Regions from separate parts of the Homo sapiens genome. Here region 2 is linked to region 1. The links are chromatin contacts, found by Hi-C or POLR2A ChIA-PET in ENCODE. All regions are on one chromosome and are shown on one strand. The core of a region is the stretch at or near the end of the contact, and the rest is flanking DNA. Distances in the headings are between cores, read along the strand shown.

What was found. Hi-C counts contacts between places; a loop is a spot of excess contacts on that map. ChIA-PET counts read pairs that join two places held with the same protein, here RNA polymerase II (POLR2A). Pooled maps may share reads with other maps.
Region 2: a loop to region 1 is called in a map of mammary epithelial cell, with 3 times the contacts of the local background. The contact joins two enhancer-like sites. A Hi-C loop is called at or near these places in 6 of 168 maps with a recorded cell type or tissue (CD14-positive monocyte, Caco-2, HepG2 and 3 more) and 4 of 50 pooled maps. POLR2A ChIA-PET finds 5 or more read pairs at or near these places in 15 of 52 experiments (AG04450, Caco-2, GM12878 and 11 more).

What each region holds. Positions count from the first base shown.
Region 1 is chr15:75,110,183-75,114,403 of GRCh38, reverse strand. LOC124903529 (a long non-coding RNA gene) reads right to left here. Exons shown (of 2, transcript XR_007064720.1): 2 at 2,076-4,221. It also overlaps the pseudogene LOC100128721. Among named protein-coding and RNA genes, the nearest start is that of PPCDC, 89 kb to the right of the region's middle. RefSeq lists enhancers at 1,180-1,249, 1,270-1,319, 1,350-1,439, 3,365-3,434. Within about 2 kb of position 1,948, at least 4 of the 41 ENCODE cell types and tissues checked have a DNase peak (open chromatin) inside an H3K27ac peak, as active enhancers do; they include CD14-positive monocyte and GM12878, where a contact is called at or near this core.
Region 2 is chr15:75,151,803-75,156,023 of GRCh38, reverse strand. No RefSeq gene overlaps it. Among named protein-coding and RNA genes, the nearest start is that of C15orf39, 48 kb to the left of the region's middle. Within about 2 kb of position 2,268, at least 3 of the 41 ENCODE cell types and tissues checked have a DNase peak (open chromatin) inside an H3K27ac peak, as active enhancers do; they include CD14-positive monocyte and GM12878, where a contact is called at or near this core.

The DNA of each region.
Region 1 (4,221 bases), core at 699-3,198:
CCATAGAGCACATCGTGTGACTGCAGATGGACACTGTAGTGCATTTCGAGCAGCTTCACCATAGAGCCGCGAGTAACAGCCAGATTGGACGCTCCCACGGTGTTCCACAAACCCCCAGACAGCAGTAGCGGAACCACAGCCATCCTAGCTGGATTCGGAGCCCCAGATCTTCCAGAAATAAATTTTTTTTAAAGAAAGGCAAAACATATACTCTGAAAACTGAAACATTTGTTTAAAGAACTTAAAGATTGGCTGGGCCCCGTGGCTCATGCCTGTTATCCCAGCATTTGGGGAGGCGAAGGTGGGAGGATTGTTGAGCCCAGGAGTTCAAGAACAGCCTGGGCAACATGGTGAGGCCCAGCTCTACAAAAAACTAAAAAAATTAGACAAGGGTGGTGGCATACACCTGTAGTCCCACCTACTCGGGAGGCTGAAGTGGGAGGATTGCTTGATCCTGGGAAGTCAAGGCTGCAGTGGGCTGTGATTGTGCCACTGCAGTCCAGCCTGGGCGACAGAGTGAGACCCTGTCTCAAAAAAAAAAAAAAAAATGGGTAGCATAGTGGCTCATACCTGTAATCCCAGCTACTCGAGAGGCTGAGGCAGGAGAATTGCTTGAACCCGGGAGGTGGAGGTTGCAGTGAGCCGAGATCACACCACTGCACTCCAGCCTGGGTGACAGAGCAAGACTCCATCTCAGGGGAAGAATATTACAAAAATTATCTGGGTGTGGTGGTGCTAGTCCCAGCTCCCTGGGAGGCTGAGGCACAAAAGTCCCTTGAACCTGGGAGGTGGAGGTAAGCCGAGATCGTGCCACTGCACTCCAGCCTGGGCAAGAGAGCAAGACTCTTATCTCAAAAAAAAAAAAAAAAAGGAAAAAAGAGAGAGAGAGAGAATCTGAGCCAGATCAGTATTAGACCTCTCAACAGCAATATTAGAAACTAGAAGTTTATGAAACAATGCCTTAAAGTTGCTGAGGGAAAATCATTATATACCCAGCCAAAGTATCAACCCAGTGTGAGGGTAGAAAATAAGACATTTTCAGACAAAAAAAAAAATTGTCTTCCGTGAAAACTTCCTCAGGAAGGAACTGGAGGATGTGCTCCACCCTAAAAGGGCATAAACCAAGAAAGAAGAAATGGAACCCAGAAAAATCAGAGATCCATAGAGGAAAGAGAAGAAATGACGTTGCAGAATGTTGGCAAAGGGAAGCCTCTGGATGACGACTGTGCTGCTGATCTGGAAAGCTTCTGGCTCAGATGGAGGCAGGAGAACTGAGGGCTCCAGAAAGGGTGTCTCAAGGGAAAAAAAAATTAAGGAACTGGAACTGATAGTGAAAATCAGTATTGAGAATTATCTTACTGGGCTTTTGCAGAAGATCTAATCATGGGTCAAAGAAAATAAGCAAGTGAAAAAAATGAGACAATGATTAACTCTGTGGGGGAAAGGAGATTGAAAAAGATAGTATATTAGTTGTTTCAGCCATAAACACTTTTTAGTGATTGTGAATGTAACCAAGAGTTGTGGTGGTATGATATTGAAAGGAGAGGAGAAAGAGTGTAAGTGAACCTCCTCTGTCACAATAGGGAGCCCTAGAGACAGCATCTAAATTGGACCTCTTGGGAGATAACCAGAATTGAAATCAATGCTTTATTTAGGGAGTAAAAACCAGAAGAAACAACTGAATAAGTTGAAATGGCTGCTTTTGGCGAGCAGGCTGACGTGGGGTAAAGAGCGTGTTATTTTTGTTGTAATCCTTTAGCATTCTCTGACTGTAAATACTCTGTACACATTATTTTGGGGAATAAAAACTGACCAGAAGAACTGTGAGGAGAAGCCATGACAACAGTAAGGCTGTTTCCTTTTGAGATTTTCCTGTCTGAAGCAATTCTCCTTTGGAAATTGAGCAAACAACCCCTCCCCATTTTTTCTGCTGTCTCATGAAGTGCATTCTCACTCCTGTGAATAATCTTGGGAGGCAGGTATTGATAAGGGTTCTTGGTGCTTTGTGAAATAGTAACTTGCATGTTGGTGACTCAGAGCAAGACTCTATCTCAAAGGCAGAACAGAAGTCAAAATTCCCACTTTTAAAAATTTTATTATTATTATTTTTCAGAGACAAGGTCGCACTCTGTCACCCAGGATGGAGCCCAGTAGCCCAATTGTAGCTCATTGCAACCTTGAATTACTGGGCGCAAGCGATCCTCTTGCTTCAGCCGCCCAAGTAGCTGGGACTACAGGCGGGCCCCACCATGCCCAGCTACCTTTTAAATTTTTTATAGAGACAGGGTCTTACTGTGTTGCCCAGGCTGGTCTCAAATCTCCTAGGCTCAATCTGTCCTCCCGCCTTGGCCTCCCAAAGTGCTGGATTAACGTTGTAAGCCACTGCACCTAACTAATATTCCCCCCCTTTTTTTTTTTTTGAGACGGAGTCTTGATCTGTTGCCAGGCTGGAGTGCAGTGGCGTGATCTTGGCTCACTGCAACCTCTGCTTCCCGGGTTCAAGTGATTCTCCTGCCTCAGCCTCCCAAGTAGCTGGGACTACAGGTGCTTGCCACCACGCCTAGCTCATTTTTTGTCTTTTTTGAGACAGTCTCACTCTGTTGCCCAGGTTGGAGTACAGTGGTGCAGTCTTGGCTCACTGCAAGCTCTGCCTCCTGGGTTCACACCATTCTCCTGTCTCAGCCTCCCCAGCAGCTGGGACTACAGGCGCCCACCACCATGCCAGGCTAATTTTTTGTATTTTTAATAGAGATGGGGTTTCACCGTGTTAACCAGGATGGTCTTGATCTCCTGACCTCGTGATCCTCCCACCTCGGCCTCCCGAAGTGCTGGGATTACAGGCGTGAGCCACCTCGCCTGGGCTTTAATTTTTATATTTTTAGTAGAGACGGGGTTTCACCATGTTGGCCAGGATGGTCTCAATCTCTTGACTTCGTGATCTGCCTGCCTCGGCCTCCCAAAGTGCTGGGATTACAGGTGTGAGTCACTGTGCCCGGCCTAATATTCCCATTTTACGCACAAGACAACATAGACCTCAAAAAGGGAAGTAACTCTCCAAAATCACACAGCCAGTGAGTGGCAGAGCTGGAGTCCTGACTCTCTTTTCTGTTTTCACACAGCTGGCCTCAGGCCCAGGGACCTCTTGGCCTTCATGCTTCCACTTCTCCCCTCTCTCCCAGCTGACCCCACCTTGCCTTCAGACACTTTCCACAATGTCCCTGGCTCTGAGCCCCACCCGGAGGGGATCCTTAATGTGAGCTATAGGCTTGAGCCCATGATCTCGTCACAGACTGAGCTCTCATCCTGATCACTCACTAAGCCCTGATCCTACCACAGAATGAGTCTTGGTCCTGGTCCTAGATAAAGCACTGAACCTGGTCATAGACTGAGCCCTGATGCTGGTCACAGACTGAGCCCCAGCCCCTTGCCACCAGTTCCATTAATAATGTATACAATTAAACACAAGTCGGGCCTGGCACAGAAGTCATGGATGGCTGGGTACCATCCCTCTCCAGTGTTGCAGAAATCCTGTCTCAGGGACAGAGCTTGTGAGGCTATGGCCTGGCTAGATGCTCTGGCATCGTTTCCCTCCATCCTCCACCAGAATTTATGCCACAGCTTGTGCCCATTCATTTCTGTCCCCTCCCGCTGCCCTCCCTGTGTGGGTGGGGGTTTGGGCAGCCCATGGTAATAAGCATGGAGCAGGGGTTGTCTGTGATGTCATTCTTGCTCAGAACGAAGCATTCCAGCATGGACAGCACTTGTCCTGGCTCCCCTGCTATATAGAACTCACTGTTCCCCACCCTAGACCCTTACCCTCACCCCTTGCCAGGCCAGCATTCTGCAATATGATTTCCAGGAGCTTCCAGAATGCTGGCTTGTTACAGCTGCTGCCCTGCTCTTAGTGACCAGCATCTCCTTCGAGCAGTCCTCTGTGTCAGGTGGGAAGCCGGGCCGACTTCTGACCACCCTCAGCTCTTGTCAGCCCAGGGGAGGTGGAAGGTCAAGGGAGGGGCAGGGAAGGTGATGGAGCTGGGCAACTTGGAGGAGAGAAGGCAAGGAGGCAGAACGGGACAGGCGTCAGTGTATCACTGAGTCATAAAATGTCAGGGCAGGTGGGAAGTGGAAGGACTGGCTCTCCTCTGCTCTCCCTTGCTAAACAGATGGAGAACTGAGGCCCAAGATCCTACAGTGACTTAGGAGAAAAATGGGGCCTCACAT
Region 2 (4,221 bases), core at 1,019-3,518, 41 kb before region 1:
TGATCCACCCGCCTCGGCCTCCCAAAGTACAGGCGTGAGCCACCGGCACCTGGCCTAAACCCAATTATTACTCCCCTCAGGAAACCTGCCTGGGTGACGCCCTGGACCCCATAAAGGCCTTGGTCCCACAGGTCCCCTCTCTCTCTCACTCTCTACCTGCTACTTGAACACCCTGCTGTCTCCGGGATTCCTGTTGGCCCTCATCGGCGCTGGCTTCTCTCATGGATCTGTGAGTAATGAAAGGCTCCTGTTATTCCATGTGTCTCACCTGACACACGCCCAACCCTAACTCCCCTCGCCCCTTAGAGAGCGGCTATCTCGGCTTATGGTACCTCTCCAAGGGACACCCCAAGACCCAATTAGACAAAGATCTCAACAGGGAGGCTCCTGGCTCAAGGTAAGTTTTGAAAGGATGCCCAAGGGCTCTGGCATGACCATGCTACCTGCAGAGAGGACCCAGGGCACAGGCCCCAGCCCCAGTGGCCGAGATAGGGGGAGGGTTGCCCCAGGGACCCCCCCAAGTACTGAGGCCTGGGCATGGAGATGTGGGAGACCCCTCTCAGATCCCTGCTCCTGACACACACAGGCAGGGTCCCTTACTGCCTTATCTTTCCTGGTGCTCACACCTGTCCCCTTCCACAGCTAATTTCCATCAGAGACCTGGGACCTAAGTCCCCTGTTTCAGCCTGGCATCTCCCAGAGCCATTCAGATCTCTCTTGGAGGTGCCCGGTGATCCCCAGGGCAGAGCTCGGTGGAGTCAAGGTCAGCTCAGAGTCCTGGGTTTCACATCTGTCTTTGGTCCCAATCAAAGGCCTGGTTTGCTTGGTTTCCCCTGCGGGCAGACCATTCTGTTCCTTCCACATGGTTTTCAGTTCCTTGAGGGTGGAGGTCCCCCATCCTTATACCGATCTCGCAGTCCCAGCCGCCCCAGGCTTCAGCACTTCTGGCTTCCTCTCCCAAAAGGGCTAAGGGCAGGAGATGGGGAGGACAGGCACCTGGCTGCCCAGGCCAGCCCAAGGACTCCGGACTACCAGCTTTTAGGGCATATTTTATAAGATTTCAGACTCTCGAGGCCAGAACACCCAGCAGGGTCAGGGCTGGCTGGGGGCATGGTGGGTAAAGCAAGGAGGCACCTAAGGGCCCACAATTTAAGGGGGCACTGGCCCTCAGGGCCATTCAGGTGCACCTGGGAGGGCAAGCCTCCTTAAAATTTTGCCCTAGGCACCTTGCTTGCCTCACTCTAGTCCCAGCCTGACCTCAGGAGAAGGATTGAGGAACCTAGTCCTCCCGCAGGCAGGAGGGGTAGAGCACCTTGGAACCAAACTCAGGAGTTTCTGGCTGGCTCCAAACAGAAGAGCCACAGGTAAGTGCAGGCAAATGCTACGCCAAGTCAGCCTCTTTGAGGTTTGCATGGGGATGACGGTGGGGGTGGAGAGGCCAAGGACAGAGCACCCCAGCCAGACTGCTGGGCATGGGAGGGGGCATGGGTGGGTACTGTACCCACTGCACAGAGAAGACTGGGTTCTGCCGGGGAGGGGAGGGGTGGAGACGGTGTTTGGGAAGGGGTGGGACGGGGCAGAGCCGGCAAAGGATCCGGAACCTTCACAGCAACCTCATTCTGTTTATTGCTCCAGCCACTCTCAGTGGCCCATCCCACCCTTCTTCCAGGCCAACCCGGGTCCCCTCTTCCAAAGCCCACAGGAGCTCTCTTCTGAAAGGATCTCCAGCCTTGGGTTTACCTCATCAGAGGCTTGGCCTGTGGGACACTGCGGGAGAGGATTGGGAGAAGAAAGAGGGGTGAGCCCTGTTGTCCTCTTCCATGCCCTGACCCAGCAGCATGGCTGGGGGAGGCGCTCTGGCCCTAAGCTTCACTTCCACCACGAAGCCTTCTCTGACTTACTCTCTGCATCCTCGTCCCCAACCCACCTCAGTACTTAGTACATGCCCCAGAAGATAGACCTGACCCTCTGCGGCCTTGGATCACCAGAGTTGTTTTCCTGGGCACACTTAGGCATCCTGCCTCTCCCATCAGACTACGTTACCCAGTCAGACGTGATGCCCTGGAATGTGCCCCCCATCCATCAGTGTCCCTCTCAGACTGCCACTTGGAGAGCAGGCTGTGTCTTCCCCTCAGTGTACCCCCCTTAGACTGAGCCCCTCCCCCTTGCCTGTGGGCCCCATGGAAGGCTTTGTGGAGAAACCCCCTCCACCCAGTCTCTTTAACCACAGCCTCCCTCCCTACTTCTCAGGAAACCACAGGAGAAAGAACAGGATGGGATTTTAGAGAAGTGGCCAGGAGGCCCTGAAACTGCTAGTGAAGTGGCTGTGGCCAGGGGGCCCAGGGACCTGCCCAGCCTTGGGATGGGGGTGTGTGGGGGGAGGGGGCAGTACCACAGACCCCCGTATGGGCCACTGGGACATGTAAGAGTTCAAGTCCTCCTTCTCCAGGATATATTTCAGAGACAATGAGGCTGAATTCAGTACTTGCAGTACCGAAAAAAAAAAATCTAACTTTACTTACAAAAACCCCAGATCCAAAGCAACCCTAGAGCTGATATTATATAGGGTATGGAAAGCATGGCATTCAGCAATTCGCTGATTTTCAAAAGTTGGACTGTGTGCAGATTGGCTGACTTTCAGTCTTGGCAGTTAGGGATTGGCTGACTTTCAGAAGCAAATCACTGGAGTAAGACCCTTGCTGATTGGCTGGCTCTCAGAAGCATGGTCCCTGGAATGAAGCTGTTGCTGATTGGTTGGCTCTCAGGGGACTGAAGTAACGTGATCAATGACTGATTGGACCAGGTTGAAAATAAGTCTGTGTGACTTGTTCCTGGCTTCAGACTAGTTCTCAAAACAGTCCCCCACCCCCCGCCTTTTTACTTGCTTTTAAAAGACAGAGTCTGGCTCTGTCACCCAGGCTGGAGTGCAGTGGCACGATCATGGCTCACTGCAGCCTCAAACTCCTGGGCTCAAGCAGTCCTCCCAACTCGGCCTCCTGAGTATAGTAGCTGGGACTGCAGGCATGTGCCACCACACCCTGCTAATTTATGTATTTTTGGTAGAGACAGGGTCTTGCTATGTTGCCCAGGCTGGTCTTGAACTCCTGTCCTCAAGCAATCCTCCAACCTTGGCCACCTCCCAAAAGGCTGGGACTACAGACTTGAGCCACTGAGCCTGGCCGCTCCCTTCCCTGCCCTTTTGTGAATTTAGAGAATAGAAACATTTTGTTTTCACCTCCCCCACATTCCTGGCTTTCCCTTTTCTGACCAGCCAAGCACTGATCATCTGTACCCACACTCCAGAATTGTCCAGAAGTCAGTTTGCCCAGGCCTGGTCATTCCATCCTTCAAAAACTCTTTCATGGAGACTGCAGCTCTAGAAAGCAGACCTGTGCCCTTCCTTTCTGGTGCTTGGCACACCCTCCTCATCCCCTGTTTGAATGGATGAATGAGTGAGTGAATGAATGAATGAATGGCTGTAAGGAGGTTACATGGTAGATTTGGCAGAACTAGTATAAGCCATATCCTCCCTTCCTTTTCTGACCCCTGTAAAATCCAGCCTCAGCATTCCCCACTGAACCCCCCAACCTCTGCCCCCCCACACACATAAGAATGTGGACTGCCCACAGCTCACCAGTTCCTCTGGAACCAGTTTGAACCCCCTGTGACCCAGCAGGGCCCCCACTCCCCCTTGAGTGTTAAGATTTTTGGATTAGTTGGCTTGAACTGTTCTAGAAAACAACAGAGTACCTTTGAGAAAAACAAAATGCATTAATTTGGGCCCTAGGTCAGAAAAACAAATTTATATTTGGCTTTGATCTGGGTTGATTTTAGCCTTTGGCTATCGATCAGGAGAGTGAGAGGGTAGCAAGGGTTGTCTTTGCCCTAAAGTAAGAGACATGGGTTTAAACCCTGCTCTGGCCAGAATCATGTAGGGAACTGGACCAGGCCTTCCTATTTCTGTTCATTTCAGCACACATTTAATGAGTACTTACTGTGTGTTAAGTATGGTGTTGTACAGATAGACTGCCCCAGCCCTCAAGGAGCTCAGTCTAGAGGGTAGAGAGATAAGTGAGTAAAGGCTTACAGTTTAGAGGGATCAGGGCTGTTAGGGAGGGGAGTGAGCAGGGGGGCTGTGTGAGCCCAGGAGAGGCACCAGATTCAACTTAGATTGAGAGGTGACATCAGAAAGATATTATGGGCCAACTCTGGGCACACTGC